Regions from separate parts of the Mus musculus genome. Here region 2 is linked to region 1. The links are chromatin loops, found by intact Hi-C in ENCODE. Cell type or tissue: left cerebral cortex. All regions are shown on one strand. Each heading gives the region's core, and the rest is flanking DNA. Links, peaks and the distances in the headings are about the cores only. Region 1 overlaps Map3k15 (mitogen-activated protein kinase kinase kinase 15). Region 2 holds the start of Map3k15 (mitogen-activated protein kinase kinase kinase 15).

The links. Hi-C counts contacts between places; a loop is a spot of excess contacts. Peaks named below come from ENCODE experiments on the same cell type or tissue, not always from the same donor. Only the 100,000 strongest peaks of a DNase experiment are listed, where the experiment ranks them.
Region 2: it touches region 1 in a loop (3-fold over the local background); 35 of 42 quality-filtered maps call a loop at or near these places.

The regions. Positions count from the first base shown.
Region 1 is chrX:160,113,266-160,121,597 of GRCm38, reverse strand. It overlaps Map3k15 (mitogen-activated protein kinase kinase kinase 15), which reads right to left. Exons shown (of 29, transcript NM_001163085.4): 20 at 6,356-6,539; 21 at 5,548-5,713; 22 at 4,905-5,079; 23 at 3,758-3,943; 24 at 2,952-3,057; 25 at 1,875-2,088. Among named protein-coding and RNA genes, the nearest start is that of Gm39547, 21 kb to the left of the region's middle. In left cerebral cortex, for the core only: a CTCF peak has its summit at 4,689 (motif pointing right); a DNase peak (open chromatin) is centred at 4,701.
Region 2 is chrX:159,984,216-159,992,547 of GRCm38, reverse strand. Map3k15 (mitogen-activated protein kinase kinase kinase 15) reads right to left here and starts at 4,344. Exons shown (of 29, transcript NM_001163085.4): 1 at 3,743-4,344. The coding sequence starts at 4,115. In left cerebral cortex, for the core only: a CTCF peak has its summit at 4,441 (motif pointing left); DNase peaks (open chromatin) are centred at 4,405 and 6,477; H3K4me3 peaks cover 719 bases.

The sequences.
Region 1 (8,332 bases), core at 76-8,075:
CAATTCATACATTTGGTGAACATTAGATATTGGAAAAACAAGCAGGTGACTAAAGATTTCTGTCCAGTAGGTTTCTGCCTGTATAGAAGAACTGTCTGTCTTTCTTGACAGCAAAGACCCAATACTGAGAGTGTAGGTGTATTGTACAATGGAGTTGATGTTTGTATCCCTCCTGAAATTCTTACTAAGACGATTTAAGAGGCCTTGAGAAGGGTGAAGGGTAAACTAGTGCCCAGACACCATTTGAGGACACGTGAGTATATGGTATACACCAGCAGGCAGACCCTCAGACTGCCAGTACTTTGATCATAGACTACAATGTGCAGAGCTCTGAGAAATAAATTTGATTATGTTTTTTAGAGCAGTCTTGTTTCAAACTGTATCAAGAACTAAAACTGAATTTCCTGTTGATCATTAGAACTTGGCCAGAAGGACCACCTGATTATTAAAACCCAGTCAGATAAAATAGCTGAATCTAGGCTAGGTAGCCTTCTTTCTCAGCTCATTAGGAGCCCTAGCCAGAGAGTAGCATTCTGGTGAGAACAGCTGGGGAGGCATGCTGTTAGCACTCACTCAGTACTCAAGTAGGACCCAGGACTGCCCGGAGAGCATTTAAGCCTTAGAGCAATGCTTAGGAAGTGAACGTTCTTTTCCATGCACAGATTCTTTAAGCAATTTACTCAGTCTCAGAGGTAGGGCCTTACTCATTTTGGGACAGTCTCCCTGGGACATGAAAGACAAGTATTTGTGCAGTTAAGCCTCAGACTTCCGGATCTCCACATGCTAGCTCCTTAACACTGGAAGGGAACAGGGTTGCAAGTCAGAGCCATGGCTAGCCTCCTTTTGTTTGCTTATGTATCTAATAAAAAGATTAGTTTAACCACCTGGCATAGCCTTTTAACTAGTTTATCTGTATTGGTGAACAAAGGACTCAAGTAAAAAGCTTTAAATGACTGAAGTTCATTACTGATATTGCCCCAAGAAGGGACAGCCATAATTTGTAAGTGGATGAAAACACTTTTGTGGTCATTTCTTTTTGGCGGACACTTCTACCCCAGCAAGACCACAAGGCAAAAATGCTTTCTCCCCTCTGCCCTGCCTGCCTTTGTTAAGTAGCTTGAGCCTCTGTGGTTCCTGGAAACGATTCCCATGTTTATGCCAGACCACGAGGCTAGGCAGGGTAAGTTATTAGCTAGTCACATTAATACTGAGTTGGATGATGACAAATCTTCCTGCAAAGACACTTCAAAGAAATGCTATGAATTTTACTACCAACTTTTACATCTATCGTCATCTTAGATCTGAGTACTGCCATCATGATCATTTAAAAGTCCAGGTCTTAAAAATTAGTAACATAAGATTAAAATCTTATTAAAATCCAAAACATGTGCCCAGTACCTAATCTCCACCGTTGAGACAGCACTGCCACAAGTAAGAAGGTGGCAATTGGAATAATCACCAGCTAGTTTATTCCAGCTGTGGATAGTATTCCTTAAAAGGTTATTGACAATTATGAATTTCCAGAGCAAAGGGGAATTACATTCACTATCAAGGTTGGAAAGGCAATCTAACAAGTGACTGGGAAGGCTTAAGGACAGGGCTATAGGACACATCACTGTCTACAAAGTGCTATATTGCCCCCTACTCCTTTTAACTGCTTCTGTGGGGCAGACTGTTGGGCCACATGCCATGCCGGGGGCTCTATTATGACAAAACTCAGATGTTTTTTGATATGGAAGATGTATGTGTGACCTGTGACAAGGCACTGTACTGATGATTCCTGGCACTGAAAAGGAAGGAGGCCCTGGTTCCCGCTGAAGCTATAAATGCACTCTTTACCAGGGAGTCTTGTACAGGGTTTGCAAGGTCCTGACCTGTTGGTCTCTTGCCTGAGCTTGCTCAGTTGGAGACTTGGGTCTTGCTGGTGGGGCTGGCCCTCCTGGATAGCCACTGAGCCAGGTCTGGTGCCTCTAGGTGTCACATGCACTTCTTGGCTGAGGAGGTCTACTAGGGGATAGTCCCCTTCTACTTCTGTGTCCTTGTCTACCCCTTCAGTCTCAGAAGCAGGCTCAAAGTGGGCTTGGAGCTCTGTGAAAACATACCAAGGTACAGAATAACACTCAACAAGGCAATTCAACATTCAACACAGTGCTTGCTGTCGGAGGGGACTACTGAGTAAAGAGATGACTTGAATGGACTGCAGTGTAAATATGGTCCTTCCCAGTTTACACAAGAAGCAACTGACAATGAAGGATGTGCAGGCCAGCAAGCCACGAGTGCTATCAACAGGCCAGTGCTCTGCTTGGTGCCTGTTCCAGGGAGCATTTGAGAGAGTAGACAGAAGTGGCCAGCAAGGATCCAGTGTCAACAGGAAGGGGCAACGACTCGAAAGCCTGCCATCCCCAGCCATAGTACTGCAGGAGAAGCACACTGGGCACCTCATTTCAAAAAGAAAGCCTCACATTGGGCTTGGGGTGCATAGCTCAGAGAGGTACAGCATGTGCTTCCGAACACGAGACCCTGAATTGGCTCCCCAGAATGACCACGCATGCGTATGGATCCATATATAGTAAGAGGTACAGCCATTACAGGATGATTCCAAGGGAAGAAGGAGTTCTGTAATTATCAACTATCTAATAAGCTTGAGAGCATGCACACTGAGGAAGCTGTATGAGCACCAGAGGATCCCTGCCTTCCAACATCGACTCCCTGTTAAGATCAAAAGTATAATCTCTACACAGTCACCATTATGCCTAGGAGGTAGGTAGACAGGGCGCCATGAGATGTTATCACAGACTTTTCGTTCCAGAAAGCTCTATGGGAGCATTTACTTAACTGCAGGGAAGTATAAACCAAATGGAAACAAAGCAACAGCTGTTGGATGCTGAGGATACTCCTGGTCTTTTCGGCAGCCCGAATCCGATCTTGAGTGCAAGAAGGCACTTAATTACCTGGAATGAGAATGGTGACTGCAGCCTGCACAGCTCTGCGAATGATGTTGTCCATTGCAAACATCCAGTGGGGCCTAATTAAGTGGTTTCTCAAAATTCTATTGACCTAAAAAAAAAATCACAAAAGTTCCTATGTCTATTCCATTGTACATTTTTTGTTTTTTGTTTTTTTGGGTTTTTTTTTTTTTTTGAGACAGGGTTTCTCGGTATAGCCCTGGCTGTCCTGGAACTCACTCTGTAAACCCAAGTTCTGGGATTAAAGGCATGTACCACCACTGCCCAGCTCCATTGGACTTTTAAGAAACAGACTTATTCAATTTGCTTCTATTCCCACTGAGATGAATCGTGCTGCGCTGTCCTGGATTTCTGTCTGGTTCATTCTTCTGAATGAATCTTTCTCTAGATGGACCCTAAGTCAAAATGGATTCTAAAAGATGGGATCAGTGTCATCAGGCCCCTTGGTTGTTAATTCAAGGGACATTTATTGAACATCTATGACATGACAGACTGACTATATTGGGAGCATGCAACAAGATAAACCAGATCTGGCTTTATAATTGAAGTAACATACAGGCACAAAAGTATAGCCACTGTGGTGGCCAATGCAAATTCCCATATCCCATGCTCTCTCAGTGGTCAAATGCAATTGGTACACTTCACAAAGTGATGTTATTACTATGTGCTTAATGTTTACAAACTTTGGGATTCAGGCTATTAACAAATGAGAAGGAATGGGTGCTATAGAAGAACAGGGTGAGCTAACTGGTTTGGCTATCATGTTCTCCAGGGCCCGATAGTGCACTCACAGCATCTTGGAACCCAAACAGAATCAGGTGAATCTGGTTGATGGATGAGCTGTCAAAGTCCAGGTCCACCTTTAGTTTTGATATTGTGGCTGCCATCACCCTGTGCTCTGGGGAGCGGATGAAGTCCCTCAGGATTCCAATTATCTGTTTGATGTGGCTAACTGAGAGAAGCAACTCTTCTGAACTCTGAAAATGATACACACACACACACACACACACACACACACACACACACACACACGAAAATCATTTTCATTTGAGTGAGTCGGAGGGAAGGCAGGAATTTCCAAATGCGTTGTGGGAAAGTAGACAGTCCATTTGCTAATGGAATTGTGGAAGCTCCTGAGTAAGGATGCTCCTGAGTCCCATCATACCCTTCCTGGAGGTCTTGGGGATCCTCCCCAAGAGGTGGGTATACAGAAAATGTCAGCACTAAGGCAGCTGGGAATGGTCCTTGCTTCCTGTCTGACCACTCTACAGAGGGCTAGGGAAGGTAGAGCTCATAGCAGGACAATGGCCTCTCTTCAAAGTATCTTCCTGTCTATAACAACGGGAGAGAGAACACTTTGCTACTACTTTGGCCTGCTTCAAACTTGGTTTTCTTCCATAACCATTCTCCCTACAGTGCCTGTTCTCTCCTGAGTGTAGGCTCTAGCACAGTGGGTCTCAACCTTCTTAATGCTGCAACCCTTTAATACAGTTCCTCATGCTGTGGTCCCCCAATCTGAAGACTTTTGTTGCTACTTCATAACTAACTTTGCTACTGTTATGAATTATCCATACCATGTGATATGTGACCCCAAGGGGTTTGCAACTCAATAGGATGAGATCCATTGCTTCAGTGTGTCATATAAGGGGAGAGGGGGAGACCAAGGGAGTGCTAAGCCTCTTAGAGCTTTCAGCTGACATCCAGTTTGCTTTCCACCAGAGGGCAGCACCAGCACACCAATGCCAGGAAGCATTGCAGTAAGCTGAAAACCTCCTTTTTGTCAGGAAAGAGAAGGGTGTTGGGCAATAAGTATAGTAATCACTACAACTATGAGAATGTCCCAGGATGTAGGACACTTTGCTGTCCCGTTTACACCTGTTGGAGAGAGGAACTGGGCAGAGTCGGTAGGATTATCAGATGCCTTTCCGCAGCCTGTACCTGGACCACACACTCTTGCAAGTTGGAAGCCACTTGGTTCTGTTCCTCCCAAAGGATTCTGTAAAGGATGGCTCTGCGCTCACTGTCCTTGCGCAGCAGAAAGAGACCAGGGTCCCTCTCCTCTGGGGGTAAGGCTGTGCTTCGGTCATCTAAGGCTGGGCTTTCATCTGGGACACTGCAGATAAACATCGTCAACAATTTCTGTGTGTCTGGGAAGGGTAGCATGTTGTGCCCTTTGGGGAGACTCCAGAAGAGGAATTGTGGAAAAAGGCTGGTGGGTAAGGTGTGTGGTATCCCCTCTCCCCTTCTTGACTACCCCCTTGGTATCTAGTGGGAGAGAAATAAGGAGATAAGGGGCCCAGAGAGAGGGGAAGAGAAGAGGGAGAGGACAGGGAGGCAGATAGGGTAAGGGGAAGAGGAGACTAGAAAGGGGAAGTGTGGAGGGGGGAGGGGAGAGAGGAAGAACAGGGACAACCAGAGAAGAGAAAGGACAAAAAAAGGACACTGGGTGAAGACAAGTCTCTTTGGTCACCCTGCTTCCCTGCAAAACTCCTTTCTGTAACCCAGCAAGTGTTCTGCTACTGAGGAACAACTGGTATCCTTCAGAGGACTGCCACAGGGGGACAAGAGACAATGACAGTACCTGAGAAGGTGGCTGAGCTGATGTTTGGGCACCTGGACTTTCTCAAAGAATGCATCAGGCTGGGCATCCGAGTCTGGGGAGATTGAGCCATGCTCGCTGCTGCTGCTGCCCACAAGCTCTCCTGATGAAGGCAGAGCCAGAGTACCAGTGCCACTCCGAACACCCTCTGTGGAGAAACAGCCAGAGAGTGGCCAGACCCCCATACAAGGACCTGTTAATCACGGACTCCTCTAATCCACTGCTACACTGTCTAGTAGAAGGATCCTAGTGAAAATGTAGGGTTGAGGCGGGCCTCACAGTAAGGCAGCGACTTGGTGAGCCACACTGTCACAGCCTCTGACTTACCCACTCAACGAAAAGAGGAAAACGTGTTTTCTTTTAGAGGCCAACCTTAGTTTACAGACAGGACTTAACTACATGTAAATGTGTCCTTCCCCAGAAAGCCTGTGTGTCCTTTTAGTAAGGTCAGTATCAACACAGGATGACAGGCCAGAAGCAGCAGGCTCTACATGTGGGAAAGTTACAAAACCCCAGACAAGAGACCTCTTGCCTTCCTCCTCTTCACATTCCTCAAAGAAGTACTTGAAGTACAGGAACGGGATCAACGTGACGCTCCCTGTGTCTGTCAGAAAACAGGTGGACAACTGGCTGGGTTTGTATACTCCAAACCTCTGCGAGGACTACTGCTGCTCTTCACAGAAGTGGGCCTAGCATGGCAAGAATGGTACTCCAGGGCCCCAATTTCTTTCTCTGAGCAGGAGAGAAACTCAAACCTGGGGCGTACCCCAGCTGTCCAGGTCAGCCTTACCTGAAGGCTTGAAAGCAATTCGGTTCTTTTTGCCTTTGTTCACCTGCCTTAAGAACCCTTCTTGGAGAAGGTCAGCAGCAGTGACACGTTTCTGAGGGTCAGGCTCAAAACAAGACAAGATGAAGGCTCTGGCTTCAGCTGAAAGGGCCTCTGGAATTTCAGGGTGGATCTTAAACATCCCTACCTGCATTGAAGGGACAGTTAACAATGTCAGCATGGGTGAATTCGGGTGCGTGCACTTTCAATGGAAGTTGCCATCTCATGAGAAAAGCTTGGTGACATTTATTTAGATGTCCTGTTGCTACATGACATTTCTGCTCCTCCCATCTACAAATGGAGTCAACTTCCCCTTCCCTGAAGTCTTAGCTAGCTTCTCATGACTTATACCAAGAAAGGGTCAGGAGAGCAATATGGTGAGGCTTTCAGGACCTAGGGCTGATAAAGCCTGGGAGAGCGTGCTCTTGGGACCCGGATACCACCAATGTAGAAGAAGGGAGCCAGGATAGACAACTACATGGAAAGAGTAACTGATCCCTCCCTGCTGTATCTTGCCCTGTCACACGGTCCTGCCCCAGCAAGGCCACCAGTTGGACACACCCAGGGGTAAACCTGAGAAGAACGTTGAAAGACCAATAGCCAACTAACTCTGTTTTTTGTTTGTTTGTTTTTGTTTTGTTTTTTCTTTTTCTTGTCGAGACAGGGTTTCTCTGTGTAGCCCTGGCTGTCCTGGAACTCACTCTGTAGACCAGGCTGGCCTTGAACTCAGAAATCCACCTGCCTCTGCCTCCGGAGTGTTGGGATTAAAGGCGTGTGCCACCACTGCCCAGCTGCCAACTCTGAATTGTGAGGAACAACTGTTTTAAGTCTCTAGAGCAGTGGCTCTCAACCTTGTACTGCTGTGACTCTTTAATACAGTTCTTCATGTTGTGGTGACTCTCAATCATAAAATTATTTTTGTTGCTACTTCATGACTGTAACTTTGCTGTTGTTATGAATAGTTATGTAATTATCTGATATGCAGAATATCTGATATGGGATCTCTGTGGGTCTCTACCCCCACAGGTTGAGACCGCTGCTCTAGAGAGTGGTGGTTTCAGGGTAGGAAAGCTTCCAGTGGAGAATATTCAAAGTTGATACTATCTTCCCAAATAAAGACTCTAAGAGATACCACTCTCCCTATCTCTATTTTACCCCCACACCCAGCCCAGATTCTTAGCCTCCAGCTCTAAATCATAAGCAAACACAGCCTTAGGCTGCCACTTTACAGATAAGCAAATTGCCCATCCTACAGATAAGATGGACTCCCCTACAGGGTAAGGGAGAGATAAGTGTTTTCCTCTTAGGACTTTCAAGACCAAGTTCATCAGTTCTTCCTGCCAGCTAAAGGAGGTCCCTGTGACCCTCAGTGGAGCAAGAGTCAGTTCCCAGATATATGTCCCATCAAGGCATAGAACTCTTTTGTGAAAACTGCATAACCTCTTCCTATGAAACTGTTCTCATTAGAGGCTGCTCGCTAGCCTTTTTAGGAGCTGTCATTCTAACCTTCACTGCCTTGCTGTGCCTTTCCCAAGTCCACTTCGTGACCCAGAGGTAGAAGCCATTCTGGAAGTATTTGATGACTGTGCTCACTGGCCACTCCTCAGCTCTCCTGGGGGCTGGTTTTCACTCCCTTGCTCTATTCTGTGAGCTCTAAAACTACAGAGCCTTCTGATTTTATCTCTATAAAGCTCTTAACTAAGTGGCACATCTCATTCTCAAGACACCATGCCTCATAGCTTGAAAAAATGAATAACTTAAGAGTTAGAAGAATATTAGATGCTAGACAGAATCCAATCACCAGGATTTGAAATGCAGGGCATTATTTGTAGCCCCCCTGACCTGTGCAATGGGGAAGAGATGTTGGCAGTGCCCACCAGCAAAGGACCTGAATCTAAAGAGAGAAGAGGCACTTCCTCTCCTGGCTCTTTGAATGAAAAT
Region 2 (8,332 bases), core at 30-8,029, 130 kb after region 1:
TCTGTGGCATCAAGGATGGAGTGAAGGGAAAAGGAAGTGGGAGGAGACATGGCAGGAAGACAGAATATTCCATATTGTGATAGAGTTTGGGTTCCACAAGGGCTAGTCCCTTTTCCTAGCTGTAAATATAGTAACAGTCTAGATAGGGAACAGGTAAGGAAGAGAGTAACAGATGAGAGACAGGGGATCGGAGCTCAGTGGCGTTACACCTGTCTAGTATGTGTATGGCGCTAGGTTCAATCCCTGGTATCAAAGGAAAGTCAGAATGTTAATAATTGATGAAGCTTCATTCTGTGCATACTTGAAAATTTCCATAATAAAAATAATTGAAGAGTGAAAAGGAGTATCAGTATCAAATGCACGCTCTCCTTTCCTCCTCTCCCGGTGGGCTCAATTCTGCCTGCCCTCTAGGCTACCCTCTCAGACACCCAAACGAAAGCCAGAATGAGATCTACTCCATGTCCTGCAACCCCTCCCCCCACCTCCCACAAAAATCAAGCCCCACCACCCACTAGGCATTTATGCCAAGCCCTGTCACACCCAATAGCTCAAACTCTGCCTGGAGTACTGGGAAACATGAATTTTTCCAGCCTACTCTGTAATAGTTCAGCCCTACCCCAACTGCACTATTTATTTAGACTTTGCATAGCACCTATCTCAAAGCCTGATATATAGACAGCTTTAAATGTTTATGGCGTATGCACCAAAAACTTTTTAGAAGTTGACTGCTGAGAATCAAAAATAATACATACTCCCTGGTAACAAATCCTATACAGTAAATAAAGCGATGGGCCAGGTCACAAATCTCTCTGTTTAGAATGCACGCAAGGTGAGCAGCCACGGTTCACTTAAACCCTGCAGCTGCGATAGTTCTCTCCACATGGTTGAGGGGCACTGCAGGCTCAGTGCTGAGTGAGTAGGAGCAACAGCAGCACAGAAAGGAGGGGGCTTAGGAAAGAACCCCCAAAGGCCTGGTACATCAGACAACAGCCTAGGTCCAGGCTGGGGCTCATGGTTTCCAGAGTGAAAGAAAGCATGATGGTACAGCAGGCCACTCTCTCCAGTGGGGATAGAGTGAGCCAGGCTGCTTCAGAGGTACAAACCCATCTTTAATCCCCTGCTATATAAGTGTGTGTGTGTGCGCGTGTGCGTGTGTTAGCATTCTCTTTCCATTCGATTGTCAAGGCTTCCAGTCTACTGTATCTATCCAGCATTAAAGCACTTTTGCTTTCCAATATCCTGCCTTCTGTATGCTAGGCAGGTGCTCTGCCACTGAGGCACAATCCCAGCCCCAGTGTGAGTTCTTTTAGATTTGTTGCCATCAGCCTGAGGCTCTCCTGCAGCTCCCCCGTTCGACCTTTTACTAATGACACAGAAATCTAAGATACACACACGACACGACCACAAAAATAAGACAGTATAAGAACACAATCGAACCAAGTGCTGAGTTGCTATGAGAACAGAAGACAGAACGTGCCTAATGTCTCACCTCTATGGTTCCCCCACAATACTCCTGGGACAGTTCAATAGTTGCCCTCTGCCAACCAATCTTGTTCTAAAGCAGCACTGTCAAGAAGACCTTCTACTATGAGAAAAACATTTTATATCGTTGCCATCCCACATACAGAAGCTGGCTGGCTGTACTTGAAATAGGGTTAGTCGATTCTTGAGATCCCATTTTACTACATGGAAGCCAATTTAAATATAAATGGCTACATGTGGCCAGCGGCTATTCAATTGAACATCCGGTTTTCGAGATTTTTACAAAACAGCCAACAACAGTTTTCTATCTTTTTTTTTTTTTTTTTTTTTTTTTTTTTTGGTGGAAAGTGCCCAAAAAAACCCAAACAAACAAAAAATCCAAAACTTGTGAGAGAGGAGCTCAGGAAGCCAGGAGAGGGTAGGGATGTGGAGATCACCTATTAAATCGTCAATTCCACTTCCTGCAGTCACATTGATAGAAATTATCCCAAAGGGCAAAACTGACCAAAGGGGATTCATGGTGCAAACCATCGAAAGCCAGAGTGAGCAAATGTGCTGCTCTGGGTGCCTGGGTTTGAGCAGTGATACGTAGGCTTCTCAAAGGAGCGTGCACAGCAGGGGAATCTGTGCCACACATATGAACACACGCCAATGAGGCTCGGAAAGGCAAAGGCGCTGCATACAAATGTTCCATCTTACTGTCAGCAGGCAAGAAGGCAGAGTTGTGCCTGGTGGCCCAATGAACAGCTCACTTTTCAGATACTCTGTTCCAACTCCATTTGGGAGCAGACTGAATAGAAGCTGAGAAAACCGGAGTAGTTCTAGGTGAAGTGGGCTCCTGAATAATTTCTCTGAAAAGACGTGGTGCTCAAGAGCATACTCAGCATGGTCAGAAATGTCAAGAGAGTGTGCGCACTGGGGCCAGCTGCCACTTGTTTGAACAAGCCTGATGCCCCATCTCTTTCCAGATGGGGGTGGGTTTGGCCATTTGCTGTAGAAAATAAAACAAAACAAAACAAAAAACCCTTACACCCAGGGCTGCCTCCAATAAACAAGGAACTGAATTGATTGGCCTTTATGGGGTACGGGTTGGTAGAACTTACCAAACATGCAAAAGCACCGAGTTTTATTAACACAACTTAGACACCCAACCTGCTACAAGACAGCATACCATGAACACTTTGAAAACAACTCCCAAAGCTCATATGCTTTCAGGTTTAAGTTAGACACTGTTACTTCCACTTAACCAGTGGAAAAACTTAAGGCACAAACATTCCCTGGTCATTACTGTGTCACATACAATGCTGATGAATATCATCCAGGGTCCACAGATTTATCCCCAAAGGTTAAGTAAGAAAAGCAATGGAAGAAACTTGAAAACCGGATGGTTAGGTCACACTCAGCACAGCGAGCCTGCATCTAGCAATGGTTTACATTAAGAGATTAAAACATCACATAGCCGTAGATTACACAACACCATGCTTGTCAGGCAGTAACTTGCCACTCTCTGGTTGTAGGATGGACTCCCCTGTAAGAATTAAAACACTCTGAAGGCCTCACGTTGGGTGTCATTGGTCTAAAATAGATAGGATTTGTTTGTTTGTTTGAGGGAGAGTCTCACTTTGTAGCCTAGGCTGGCCCCAAACTCCATATGTCCCAGAGGCTGGCCTTGAATTTGCAATCCTCCCACCTCTGTTTCCTGGGATTAGATGAGTGATCTGTCTTAAGTTAATTAGTTTTAACAGCTATCCCAGATGACTATAATAACCAGCCTGCATTAGGGATATATGTCAGAAGAAAACAAACTGGAGGACGGACTCAACATCTTGTTGGTGGCGCTCAACCTTCCTAATGGTTTAATACAGTTTCTCTTGTTGTGGTGACCCCCCAAGCAGAAGGTTATTTCGTTGCTACTTTATAACTATAATTTTACTTGTTATGAATTACAAAGTAACTATCTGATAGGAGACCCCTGTGGGGGGAGAACCGCCATCTTAGGCGATAGTGTGTTTCTTGGGTTGTTGGCTATTATTAAAAGAAAAATAAATGATGAAATGGGTCTAAGTGCCTATGGTCACTCTTTATCTGTCCAAGGGCTCCTTCCTTGTTCTACACTGTCCAGGAGGTAAGAGATTGGTCCTGAGCATCACCGATGGCAGGATGGAGGGGGAACTGGAGGAGAGAGCCAGGGGGAGAGAGTGGAGGGGTGGCAGGGCTTGTGAGAAGGCCATGGGAAGCCAAGGGTGGCCCCAGCCCTCACCTGCATCGTAGAAGGCATCGAGCACGGCCGTCTCCCCGAAGTCGAGCTCCCCGAAGGGGACGGAGGTGAGGTGGGCGCCCTCGGCTTCGCAAGCCCGAAGCAGGCACTTGAGCGCCCCGGCCTCGGGGCCGCCGCCGGCGGCTGCCCCCTGCGAACTTTCGCTGCGCACGTAGACAGCCCGCAGAGCCCGGCGTGGCCCGCGCCCGCCCTCGGCCTCGCCGCCCGCCGCGTCCCCCGTGCTCTCGGGCTCCGCCAGCCCCGCCGCGCCCTCGGGCCCCGGGGGCAGCCTGCCCTGGGGCGGCTCGCCGGCTTCCTCCGGAGCCTCGGCAGGGACTGGCCCGCCGCCGCCGCCGCTGCCGCCGCCGCCCTCCATGTGACTGGCCCGCGGGGCTGGCGGCTTCGAAGCCCAGGTGCTCTTCCCCGAGACACCTGCTGCACAGGCGGATGACGGACGGGCGGACCGGAGGACGGACGGCGGCCGCAGGGAGCCGGAGCAGGGGGCGGGCGCAGAGGCCGGGGCGGGCAGGTGACCACGGGTTCTCCGGCGGCCGGCGGAGCGGAGCTCAGGGCCGGCTTGCCCCGAGCGCCCTTTGAAAGCCCGCGAGAAAGAGGCGGGGGCTCCGACGTCAGGACGGGCGGAGGGGGCGCTGCCGAGAGCCTCGGGGCAGCAACGCCAAGGGCGCCCCCTGCCGGCTCCCCCGCGCAGCGCCCCCAGCCCGGACGCCGGCCGAGGCGAGGATTGCAGGGCTCAGCTCGATTTGGCTCTCCTTGGGTCCTCCCCTCGTTCTTCCTTTGAACTACTGTTACAAACTCGTTTCCTTGGCTTCCTTCCTTTTTTCCTTCCTTCGTTCTTTCCTTCTTTCCTCCCTCCCTGACTTCCTCCCTTTCTTCCTTCCTTCCTTCATTCCTTCCTCCCTCCCTTTCTCTATCTTTCCTCCCCCTCTTTTTTTTTCTTTCATCATTTTTCCCCGCCCCCACGCCTGCCCACCAAACAAGTTGAAGCTTTCAACCACAGTAGACTTTCAAGGCACTAATTGGATATTGATAATCAGTTCCAAACTAAGTGCACATGCAGCTTTAACTCTACATCAGGAGGATGAGCAATGCCTCATTTGGCACTCGCCACTGTCCAGGACATAACCTCCCTGAGCCCTGTCTTGCAGCCTTATTTGTCTTGACTTTGGTAGTGACCTTGACAAGGTATGGGGAGGGTGCTGGCAAGCCAACATTTGTTTGCCTGGGAAATACACTCCCGTAAAAGTGCGCTGCCTACCTGACCTCTGAAATACTAAGGCTCCAAAGAGGTCTCCACTGCATCTCTGCAGCTCACCATTTTAGTCTCCAGCATTACATTATATTTAAACAATAAAATGCACTACAAGTTGTCATGTGGTGGTGGAGTTGTCTTTTTAACAGCTGCTTCTAGGTATAATTTACAAACCACCTAGAACAAAATGGCTGGCTGGATCTTTAGTGTAGTCCCAGTTCTGTGTCCATCACGACAACTTTTAGAATGCCTGAACACTCCACTACCCACCCCACCTGCACCCCCACTACCTTTTAGAAATCACTTTTTATTCCGTCCTCTGAAATAACCAGCCCTTAGCAAACCATCAGCCCTGGCTCTCTATTTGCCTTGTCTGTACATTTCCTATACTGGATGGAATCAAAGTGTGAAAATGGGTTTTCATTTGCTTTGTATTCAGTGCTAAGAGGAGAATGTCTGGGTTGCATGAAGGATATGTTTAACCTTTGAAGAAATTCACTGCTTTCCAAAGTGGTTGCATCATTTCGCATTCCCATGGAAGTGTAGAAGTGTTCCATTTCCTCTATAACCCCAGCAACACTTGTGACTGTCTCTTTCTTCATTACAGCTCCTAGTGGGTACTAGAACTCATTCTGATTTCGAGTTGCAATTCCCTGTTGGCTAAAGGTGATCAGCATCTTGTTCTACACTCCTGTCTCATTCATGTAACTTCTTTGGAATATTATCTATCTAGGCCATTTGCCAACTTTTTAATTGTTTTGTTTTGTCCATGCAAGTGCATGCACGCATTCGTGTGGAGGCCAGAAGACTCTGGGTGGTATATGGCAGGCGCCATCCACACCATCCAATTTGGCTTTGAGACAGGTTCTCTCTCTGGCCGGGAACTCACCAAGTAGGCTGGTCTGACTGCCCAAAGAGCCTGCCTGGCTCCACCTCACCAGTGCTATGGCTCAACCCCCCCCCCCCCCAAATAAAAAGATAGTGAAAATATCCATGGAAATGCTACAAGAAATCCTTCCCTAGTTCCAGCCTTAGTAGAAATCAGGAACATTATGAGTGGTGGCATTGTGTCTCTGAGGAAATGTGTGAGAACACTCAGGCAGGACTTGGAAAAACTTTCAACACCTGTTCTGTTCTAAGAATTTTTTTTTTTTTTTAGTATGGTGCTATACAAGGACACATGTGTTCCTTGCAACCTTGCAATGCACAATAGTAGTAATTTTCCTAATGTGCTTGTTCATCTGAAATTACTCCAGTGACTGGCACAGCCTTTCAAAGGGCAAAGTCACACATTTGAAACCCCTTTTGCCGGTGTCTGTTGTCTTCGCAGCAATCTTCTCCAATTCCTCTCAGAGCTCTCTGGGGCCTGGCTGCTGGAGCGAAAAGCCCGGGAGTTGGGAATTATGGCTTGAATAACATCTTTCTCTAAATCCAAACCCTGCCGAGAAAAGAACCTACCATTTACCCAGCTAACAAGCACCTTCCCTGAAGTTGGCACACACAGCCACTAGCCCATTGTCTCCAGCAATTTGTACACATGAAGCAGGCCTCATTGGCCAATGTCCTTCCAGCTCCCTCTAGCCCCTCCGGGGAGAAAATTGCAAAATGCTGCCTTAGTCTTGCCTGTTTAGTTGAACAGGTATTCTTTTCTCCATCGTGCCTTGCTCCTCACTAAAAGGCATGTTCTGGAAACCGCTTTGTCCTATTGCAGAAGTATCATCAAAAGTTTTTCCGGATATGGAAAAGAACTCTCCTCCTTTGTACCTTTTCTCTGTGGATTTTAATGTAATCTTCTCTCGCCTCTGCTGCCAGGCAGTTTTCTGAGTACTGCCCCCAGGAAGTCTCCTTTTTTCAGGTGATACCAGTCCCTTCCATTTCTCTAGGACCTAATTTTCAGACCATTTTCCACCTTGACGATTTTCTTCTAAAAGATTCTCTGTTTGTCATTGCTATTTTGTGTGCCTAAAGGACTTTCTTAAAATTAAGCTTGATTTTGAGATAACTGCATCTTCATATGTAAATATTGGAAATCACATAGAACTACCTAGTATTCTTTGACCCCATTTTCCCCAATAACAGCATCTTGTTACACTAGTAGTACATTATCCCAACCAGGATATTGACATGGCTGTGATGAAGATAGAAAACAGCTCCATCCCAAAGATGCATCCTGTTATCCTTTGGCAGCCACAGCCATCTCAGGCCTCACTACCCCTGACTACTTACCACTAATCTCCATTTCTGTAATTTTGTCATTTCAAGAGTGTTATATAAACTAATCATGCTAATGCATACTTTCTAGCCCTTGGGAAGTAGAGCCAAGGATATCAAGAGTTTGAGATTATCTCTCAAGCATAGTGAGTTTGCAGCCAACCTGGACTAAATGAGACCCTGTCTCTAAAAATGTTATTTAAGGGGAATCATACAGTGTGTCACCTTTTTGGATTGTTTTCCAATCACCATAATTACCTTGGGATTCAAATAAGTTGTTGCATGAATCAGTACTCCTTTATGTTGTATAATTAGTTATATCACCAGTTCTTCAAGCCAGATTCCATTTGAAGGATATATGAATTGATTCCAGTTTGGAACTATTATGAAGAAAGCTGCTAGGAATATCCACTCGCAGGTTCTGTGAGCATGAGTTTTAATTTTTTTAAAAATTTTTCTGAGACAAATGTCCAGGAGTAATAAATTCCAGGTCATAGATAGGTGTGTGTGTGTTGTTGTTGTTGTTGTTTTATTTTTTGCAAAGTTGTCTTCTGAGAGGCTATCCCATTTTATAGTTCCACTTACAACATGTGCATGATCTAGTTTTTCACAACCCCAACAGCATTTGTAGTATTCTCATGCTTTAAAACCATTCTGATAAGTCTATGGTGATAATTCATTGTGTTTTTTTCTTTATTTTGTTAGCTATAGTTTTTCAAATTCTAATTAAAACTTAATTATATCACTTCCCTTTCTTTTTATTCCCTTCAATTCCTCCAATGCCCCCAACTCCCTCTCTAGTTGATACCAACTTTCTTTTATTATTATTGTTATACACATATATGTACACATTTGCATAAACATGAATACAACCTGCTGAGTCTGTTTGGAATTGCTTGAGAGTATATGATTTTAGGCCTGACCGTTTTGTATTAGGGGAACATCCCTGGGGAAGACCAATTCTCCCTTTCAGCAGTCAGTATTTGACTGTAGTTCTTTGTCTAGTGGCAGGACCCTTGGGAGATTTCACCCTCCAATGGTAGCATGCCATTGGTATTACCATTGTTCAGGTCCTATTTAGGCAGCCATACCGTTGAGGTACTATGGATGTA